Linked DNA regions of Homo sapiens: region 2 is linked to region 1. Evidence: read pairs that join two places in POLR2A ChIA-PET (ENCODE). Cell type or tissue: PC-3. All regions are shown on one strand.

Evidence for each region. Peaks named below come from ENCODE experiments on the same cell type or tissue, not always from the same donor. Only the 100,000 strongest peaks of a DNase experiment are listed, where the experiment ranks them.
Region 2: POLR2A ChIA-PET joins it to region 1 with 5 read pairs; 2 of 35 experiments call an interaction of 5 or more read pairs at or near these places.

The regions. Positions count from the first base shown.
Region 1 is chr10:59,216,001-59,221,000 of GRCh38, forward strand. The region is part of intron 1 of PHYHIPL (phytanoyl-CoA 2-hydroxylase interacting protein like); the gene reads left to right. Among named protein-coding and RNA genes, the nearest start is that of PHYHIPL, 42 kb to the left of the region's middle. In PC-3, no CTCF peak of the experiment used is centred here; no DNase peak of the experiment used is centred here; H3K27me3 peaks cover 2,334 bases.
Region 2 is chr10:59,385,357-59,390,356 of GRCh38, forward strand. No RefSeq gene overlaps it. Among named protein-coding and RNA genes, the nearest start is that of FAM13C, 25 kb to the left of the region's middle. In PC-3, a CTCF peak has its summit at 3,420 (motif pointing right); a DNase peak (open chromatin) is centred at 2,695; H3K27ac peaks cover 870 bases.

The DNA.
Region 1 (5,000 bases):
AGTTCTATTTTAGATATTTTAAATTTGAAATATCTGTGAGACATCCAAGTAGGGGTGTTGAACACATTTCAAATTATGAAATATAAAATTGGAAGTTGTCAGCAAAAAAGATCATAGATTACTTATAGGGAAGAGAGAGGAATTTACAGTACATTAGCCACAAGGATCATATGGCTATTTAATTAAAATTACATAAAGTTTAAAATTTAGTTCTTAGTCACGCTACCTATTTTCAAGTGCTCAGTAGATTCATGTGGCTAGTGGCACTCACACTGAATTTCAGCACTTGTGAGAAACATTATTGTACAAAGTTCAGTGCTTGTTTAGAAAGACAGCACTGGTCAGGAAAGAGGTTATTGATCTAGATCCTGTTCAGTTTCTTTGTAACTCTTGGCTTCAAAGATAAGAACATTCCTTTCTTTTGGATATCGGGAGGATCCTCTGGAATAAGAGTCTTATGACCTACTTCAGAGGAAAATTAGAGCATTTTTTCATGGACTGCTTCAGCGGAGTAAGGTGGGAGAAGATCAATGTGACCTTCTTACTTCTGCTATTTCTTCCAGTGTCAAGGTGCCATACTTTAGGTAGCATGTTCTAAACCTCATCGGGGGTAAAGGCAGAGGAGAGCTGGAAAGTATCCATTGGATTTGCCACTATGCACTTTATTGGTGATGGAGTGGTAGAGGTAGAAACTAGATTTGACTGGGTTTAAGAGTGTGTAGTAAGTGAAGAAATGGAGATAGCCTTTGGCAGGTCTTTGGAGAAGCTTGGTTATGAAGGGAAGCAAAGAAATGGATTTTCTGAAGGGATATAGAAGTAAGGGCTTTATAAATTTACATATGTATGCATGCTTATATATGTTGCTAAATTGTAAGCTTGAAAGCGCAAACTATAGTCTCATTGATTCATCTTTGAATCTTCTGGCACTTAGACATTCAACAATAATGCATGTCTGTTGAACAAGTCAGTCATACTTCTAACTATCTGAGAAAATAGTTTGTAATACTTTACTTTACTATTCTTGGAGTGAGATACTAATCCCCCAAACTTATATTTTCACATATGGAGATCACTGATTTGCCTTTTGATAACCTTGAGGTGTTAAGTGATAGTATACTAGACTACCTTTTACAAAAACATGTTATGTCCTGTATTTATTTTGCAGTAGAGACACTTTTTAGTCTTCAAGTGTAAAGGGAATTTGAAGTGGAGAAAAATGGTCTGATCTTTATATTTAAGAAGATAGACTTCAATGTGCTGATCAATTTTTTAAGCAGTGATATGAATACAAATAGAGCCTCAATTTTAGAGAAAACATTACTATGCAATAGATCCTCTAGTGTTTAAAAGCATATTTGATAAAAATGGGAATAAAATAAAATGACTAATTTGTCAATAACTATTATGTATATATTTTTAAGATGCAAATTTTTGAATTTCTAGTGCAGAAAAAATATACCTCTTGCTCATTTTTCTCTATAATATACAATTATAGTATTGTATTTCAAATAAAGATTTGTACTTGAAATGTTTTAGCTGCTTCTCTGTATTCTGATATCTCTAATATTCATATATTACCACTGTATATTGCATTTTTATATTTTTGCATAAATTTATTGTGTTTCACAATGAAAGGGCAAGTGTGAAGAAAATATATAAAATATATTCCATAATAAATTATATTTTATAAATTATTGCTCAATTCTAAAACTCAAATTTGGATAACTTTAATGTATTTATGATGATTCATAACCAAATATAAGGAAAACTGAATGCAGATTACTTCCTACTAAGTAGATGTAATAGCCTTCTCTCAATCTTACCTTCTTTTTTGAGAAACAGTTCTTTTTAAGGATGCTTACCAGAAAAAAACACTTTGTCTTTCATATCCAGGGATTCAGGTATGCTGCCAGCATACACCTTGGACTAAGATCAGACTTTTATACTCTATTCATTCATTGCTACTTTCCAGTTGACCGTCCAAAGAAAAATTTCTAACGTTAATAATATACGTATACTTGACATCAGACCCAAAGTTGCCAGTGGCATTGCTCGGAGTCATCCAAGTCCCTGAGCTAAGGATTTGGGGGTTCTAACTAGCTGTTTTTGGTTTTGAACATTTTGGGCCTGGATAATTATATTTTCTTCTTATAGACAGGGCTGGATCCAGGTTGTATAGTACCTGAAGTTTATACAACTTTGGATGCTATATTTGGGAAAAACAATACAAACTTATGGATACAAAATGAAGTACTAGGAACAAGTGCAAGTGATGGGTCCTCGAAGCTTAAGCTTCATTATCTTCCTGATCAATTCACTCGTCCTGTTGTAAAAGATATCATTCTCCTCATTTATAAGGTGAATTACTTGAGAACAAATAAATTTTACTAATTTAAGTAATCTCTTTAGATCATAGAGCTCCAAAAGTGGGAGAGATATTTGATCCCAAAACCCTGTCAGATTCTAAAGTCTGTACAATGTAGAATGATAGGGTAGAATAGAAGAATCTGTGGCCTTTACATGTACTGATAGAGTGCCATAAGAGTTCTGAGAGAAGAGCTATCTGTAGACCCCATAGTCATCAGGAAAGGCATTTGGGAGGTTGGGCTTGAGATTACCTTCAAAGAATAGGTTAAAATAGGGCTGGATTCATATATTCATTTAAAAAACATTTTTGAGTGATCTTGGTCTGATATAGTTTGAGGGACTCTCTTTAGAAAAAAGAATACATAATTATAAATATTGAGTGATCTTGGTCTGATATAGTTTGAGGGACTCTCTTTAGAAAAAAGAATACATAATTATAAATAAAAAATTATGTGTTGGGCCCTGAATATTAAGCTTCATTAATCTCATGATAACCCACCTCATATTACAATGTAGCAGTATGGATTTTATGTGCACAATTTATTCTTTTTTATTTTTATTTTATTTTATTTATTTTTTTCGAGACTGAGTCCCACTCTGTTACCCAGGCTGGAGAGCAGTGGCACAATCTCGGCTCACTGCAACCTCTGCCTCCTGGGTTTAAGCGTACACAATTTATTCTTTTTGGAGAGATGTGGAATCTGTCCTCAGCATATTATATGTTTGCTTTGAAATTAGCTGATGTTGGCCACACACAGAAAAATAATATTCTAGGTATTTTGAGAGACTTTTTGATGCCTCATAATCATATTTGGATTGTCCTGCATATATTCATAAAAATAAGAAAGTGCTATTTAAGTGATTAAGTAGGAAGCCAAAGAAGTAGAGTTAGGAATAAATTGCTGTAGTGTTTCTGCACATGGAAGATATTCTTTACGTAGTTTGATATTTATATTCTGTGATATGGTATATAAAAATGAAGTACCCATCAATAAGTTTCCTATAATAAAAGTGTCTGTAGTTACTCAGGTAGGAATAAATAAATTAAAATGAGGTTCACTGACTAGTCTCTATTTGCAGAGTTCATGAAGCTGCTTTATTTCATACCCAAAATTGTTGTATCAATAATAGCTTTTGTAAGTCACAACATTATGCTAATTGGATATATTTGTTGATAAAGTAAGAATTTATTTTTATTTTGATATGAATAGTGATCACTTTTTGCAGAAAGAAGTTTTAGACTTGATAATTGATGTTATTTTATTTTATGCAAGTACCTTTATATATGTCAATTACATGAATTTGCTTGTAGATGGAAAAATTTTCAAGATTACTCAGTACATTAGGTGAACAAGGATCATTATTAGAGAGAGAAAAAGGGAACAACTTTGAGTTGACATCAGTAAGGACAGATATAATTTTCCCTAAGGCAGGTTTAGAATCATGTAGTAATTTCACTTCAAATGTATAGTTTCCTCAGAGTTTCTAGTTAACTACATGGTATTAAACACAAAATACAGGTCCCTACTGAAGTCATGTAAAAATAACAAAGGGACAGGTACATGAAAAAGCAGACAAATAGAATTATGCAAACAACTTGTATTTGTTCTATAATAGTAAAGGAGCAGCAAAACCAGTTCAGACCCTAAGTTCAATGTAGCTTCTGTCTCCTTTCACACCATTTATTGTGCTGAATTGCTAATAACAAAGTGAATAGGTATGCCCCTTTTCCTGTTTTATTTTTATTTACTCCTGGGTGTCTTTGTTGAGGATTTAATACTATAAAATGATAAAAAGATAGGCATAGTCAACTATTAAATAAATTAAAGTTGATCCATTCTGTTTTTTATCCTTTAAGTTTTTTCAAATCAAGAAAAACAAAACACCATGAAAAAGAATGGGAGGTATTGACAAGTTCCCTCAATTTAAAAAGTTGGCAGTTGAGTTAAAGAGAAGCTGAGTGACACAGGTAAGCCTGTGTTACATGTCGGTGAGACATATTGGACCAGAAACCAAGCTTCTCTATTCCTACTCCACTAAACCTTGGTGTCTCATTTTGTCTTCTTGCAGGGAAATATTACCAGAAAATAATTCTTGAATGTAAATATATATTTAATTTAATCATGAGGTAATGGAAAATACTGCTAACTAATAATAATAAATTCAAGAAGCTTAAGAAAATTGCACTTGAGAAAAAAGGTGCTAGCCTTAAGTTTTCCTACATTTGGAATTGGAAGTGACTTTAGGGAAAATCTAATGCAGAGCAGTTCTATTATTTTACAAATACAGAACAATGAAGATTAGTTAAGTGATTTGCCCCCAAACAATACAAATAGTTCTAGAGCAACTATGGTAAGGCAGGTGTAGTACAGTGGTTAGGAACCTGTACTTGAATGCCAGGCCTCTTAGAATAAAATCTTCTCTTTTACATCAGTTATTTGACATTGGGCAAGTCATATAACCTCTTTGTACCTCATTTTCTTATCTGTTAAAATGGGGATGGTAGTAATTAGTAATTGATAAATATGATAACTAAAAAATTAAAAATTATTGTAAAACACTCAAATTACTGTCTAGCTGGCATAAATAAGTGCTTAATAAATGTTCCTATTACTAAACAGCTTTGATCCAAT
Region 2 (5,000 bases), 170 kb after region 1:
ATGCTCTACCCACCATTTTTTCCACTTAACAAAATCTTTTTCTTCTTAGTCAACAATGGTAATAGGTCATATTTTGCTTTTCATGTACATTATTCCATTTGATACTCACACCAACCCTGCAAAGTAGGTATTGTTATTGATTTCACTTTCTAGGTCTAGAAACTAAGGCTCACAGAAGTTAAACTTTGCACAAAGTCACAGAGTTAGTAGATGTAGTATGGAGTCTGACCTCACATCTGCTGTCTCCACAGACCACAACACATACTCCATGCACCAACTCCTTCATTATTATTGCCTTAAGATCATAGGACTGTGTAAGGTGAGAGGACACAGTGTAAGAGCTGGACCATAGTAACTCATATACTCAGATGTTAAATGCATACCACCAGGCTTGATTTTTATAGGATGACTTCCATAAACAAACAAAATGCATAAATAGTATAAATTTAATTATGTGGAGGAAAATACAAATACACACAAATACACACTGAGATTAAAATATACCAAAAGGTTAAATATAGTACAGCAATAGATAATGTTAGTTTTAACTTTCTTCTTACAATTTTATATATTTGCTATGTTTTTGCAATAAATATGTCTATATACTCAGTATAGTATGTTATTTGAATAAAAAATAAGATAGAAAATTAGATAAATGGTTAGCTCTATGTAATAGTTTAGAAGCAAACTCAGTGTCTAAGAATTTAGCACTCAAGCTCGCCTGCTTATGGACTTTCTATTTAGAAATCTAGATAAAGAAAAAGAACTCTTATCTTTGCCTACCACCAACAGATGGTAATACCTTTACTGGTCCCTTCGGACTTGAGAACAAATGGACTTACACACTATCTTCAGGACGAATCTATTTGTAAGTAGAGGAGTCTCCACACATAGTAAAAGAAGTGCTGCAAATATATGGGAAGTTCTTTTTAAAGAGTACTGATTTTTATGAACAAAAATATTAATCACAGCATTAAAAGTAATGGCAAAAACCGAAATTACTGTTGCTCCAACCTAATAGCAAAAATTTGTAATTCACCTAAAAAATAAGGTAATAATGAAATAGAAATCAATATTATGTATACTCCATCTATTATGAATTATTTTATAGCCATCAATTATATTTTCAATGAATTCTAATGACTTTGGGAAATTATCTCGCTCTCACATCATTTTGAAAAGCTAGGATGCAGAATTATATATATATGCAGAACCTCAACTATATAAATGTATATAGAAAAGAAACTCACAGCTAACAGGATTTCTGTATAGGAGAGTTATGGAGTAAATTTTAATTTATATCACTATTTCCTTTACATTCTATGATTTTTTCAATGAGTATTTATTAGAAGGAAAAATAAAAATCTTTCTTTCTCCTTTTCTCTGTCACCCCCAACCCCACATGTAAACATACAGTCCTGAAGAGAGAAATACAAGGTTTGAATCAAAATAGACTTAAAATAGGAATGAACAACATGCTGATAATCAATCAACCCTAGAGTGAGTCAAATTAAATTATTCTGCTATAAACATTCAAAACCTAACCTTGGTATTTACCTGCACAAAGGAGTCAGAGCCCAGAGCTTGGGGCTAGATGGCAGATAAAAATCGTCATCACCCCAGGCCAATAGAATTGCTTACCCATCTCATATATATTCTTGTCTTTTTTTTTTCTCACAAATAACTGCTCTTATTAAGGTGCAGATTTCTCCAAACAGCAATATTTGGAGCTCCTGTACAGAAAGAAAAAAAAAAGACAGTGAAAAATTTATCTTGAAATTCATGGTAAAAGGAGGATTGGAACCGATGAATCACAATTATTTATGGTTCCTACTTTACCAAGCACTTTGTACCTACATTGGCTGACAACAACAATGTGAGATATGTAGGACACACAGTATTTACTTTTACTTCACAAATGCCCTTAGTTTTTCTGAGCACTCACACCGCTTCTAAGTGGCAGGGCCTGACTTGAAATCTAGTGTCTGAATCCAATCCCATTCACCTTTCACTAAAGTTACTCCTCAAAAACAGACTTAGAGCCTCCAACTAGAAATATATTTATCTTATTCATCTTTAAAAAAGACACTGTATCATGTACAACATCTCCAGGAGTCTTAAAAAATTATAACAGTGTTATGGGTTTGCTTCTAATACTGAGCACCAATGTAGAATGTTGATACTATGATGAAGCACAATTTTGGGAAAGCAGATGTATAGGAGAGTGAATGGGCTGCATATCCATTAGGCAATTTTCTTCTTACCGAATGTCTCTGAGTCTTGAGTTACATTAAGCTCAGGAGTCATGCTTCCTGCCTTAAGGAACACTTTAAGTTGTGAATGACAGAGACCCAATTTAAGCTAGCCTGGGCTAAAAGGAATTAATAGGCTTATTATCAAATTACTGAAGGAGAGACATGCAGTTGGGCCACAAAAACAACTAGAACCAAGGCCCTGACCACAGCCAGGAATCTCTCCTTCTCTCTCTGTGTTATTTCTGCTTCTCTTGGAATTTTAGCTTCATTCTCCCAGACTGGCTTCTTGTGCCTTGCTCGAGTCCTCACCACTGGCAACTCTAAAATGACGTCTTCAACTTCCCCTGTGCCCTCTTCCTTTTTGTCTCAATTTGAAAAATCTTCAAGAGGGACTCTGATTGGCTCAGTTTGAGTCAGGGCCACACTGTGGTCAGGGGAAGAGGGCATTATACAATGAAATGCCCACAAGAAAAACTTGGCTGGAGTAAGGAATGTGTATTAGTCAGCTCAGGCTGACATAAAATACCACAGACTGGGTGGTTTGAACAGAAATTTCTCATGTTTTGAAGGCTAGCAGTCCCCAGTTCAGTGTCTGGGGAGGGTTCTCCTCCTGGCCTGCAGATGGTCACTTCCTTGCTGTGTCCTCACGTAGCCTTTCCTTGTTGCCTTTGTGGAGAGAGAGAGAGAGAGAGAGAGAGAGAGAGAAAGAGAGAGTGAGCAAGCTCTCTTGTACCTCTTATTAGAAGGACACTAATCCTATTAGATCAGGAGTGACCTTTATGACCTCAGCTAACCTTAATTACTTCCTTACAGCCCTCATCGCTGAATACAGCTACATTGGAGATTAAGGCTTCAACATATGAATTTGGTGGCTGGGGACATCAACAGTCAGTACATAACAGGGTGGGTCAGTGATTTTCTAAGGAAGACAACTGCTGCTACCAGAAAAGGGAAGCAGGGCTTGAATGACGAAGCAATAAATGGCCTAAGTACTTGCTGTCAAGCCCTGGACTATAGTCACTCAAAATTTCTTGTTAGATGTGGAAATGTAGATGTTAACAACTGACAGAGATGCAGTGGGGCTAATATTCTCTTATGAAAGACATGGAGACTGACAAGAATGCATCACTCTTGCCTCTGAGCTGAAAGAAGACCTTTGCACCAGCAGGTGGCCCCTCAACAGGTTGTTTGGGTTCTTATTTAGTACACACATGAAAAAGTAAGTTGAGCCTCTGCTCCATACCACCAATTAATAGCGAAAATAGTTTTATACTGGAAAACCTGTAAAGCATCAGATGTCCACCAGTGCCATTAAAATTATAACTGTCAGGAAAGCCAGATAATATTTAAACTGTGCACTCTGATCTACCCTCCAAAATCGATCCATTGCAAAATATGATACGACGTAATTGGTTAAGTTAAAACTTGCCGTATACAAGTATTGGTTACAACACAATTAAATGTTAGGGCAAATCTCATTCTTCCGGAATAGTATCTTCGATATTAAAATGTTGTTTGCATGTGTGTGGCAGGGTCTTGCTCTGTCTCCAAGGCTGGAGGGCAGTGGCACAATCATAGCTCACTGTAACCTCAAACTCCTGGGTATAAGAGATCTTCCTGCCCCAGCTCCCAAGTAGCGAGGCCTACAGGCATGGGCCACCACACCCAGCTAATTTTTAATTTTTTTGTGGAGACTGGGTCCCACTCTATTGCCCAGGCTGGTCTCAAACTCCTGGCCTCAAGCAATCCTCCCACCTCAGCCTCCCAAAGCACTGGCATTATAGTATGAGCCACTGTGCCCAGCCTTGATATTGAAATATTTGATCTGAATCTCTTCTTTTTTGGCAGTAATTACAGGCCTGGTTTGGTTATCCATCGAGGGCACTGCTGATTCATGATAATAAAATCATGACATCTCCATATAAAAAATGTTTATTCTTCTACATGCTATTGAAAGGAGGTGCATCTCTATCTCAACCAAAATAGCTTCAAATCAGGGAGCTTTGAATTAAAAGGAAAATGGACAGAACACACTCCTGAGATGAAAATTGCTATGTGATTAATCAAAATAACATAATGATCAACTCTCACACTTGCAATCATTTTAAGTCTGTACATGTATCAGAAACAAAGAGTTTATTTTAAGCTCATCAACTGAGCCCACAACTGATATCTGTGCCTAGAATCAAAGGCTGAGGAAAAGTGGATAAAAGCACTGAGCTTGCTTCAGTTAGTCCTGAAAGCATTCTCCTCCAGGTGATGATGAGTAAAACAGCATTTATTTGCTCTTTAATTTGGCTCCCAGCCCCCAAAACCCAGAGTTGCAATCAGGAAAGAAGCACATATTTTACATGAATAAGGTAAAATAAATGTGTAATAATAAGGTAATAGATATTACTTTTTAAAGAATAAAGGATGTCCTTTCAAGCAATGAAACATTTTTACTTTAAAGCTTGAGTAATATATATGTTCTTTATAAAGAAAAAAAATGCAGGGTTCTCTTGGGTGTGAGTTATACACAAGCTCACTCTGCATCCACATTTTAATACTAAGCTGTGTAGGCTATTACAGCCTTCCTGGACTTAATCCCTCAAAATGTTCATAGTGATGGAAGAAGCACTTCTATCTTGTGTGTTTGTGTGTGTATCTCTGTGTGTGCATGCTCATGTGCACATGTGTGCATGTGAATATTACATAGCACAGCTTACTCCAAATAAATCCTCAAAATATTCCCACTGAATCTCC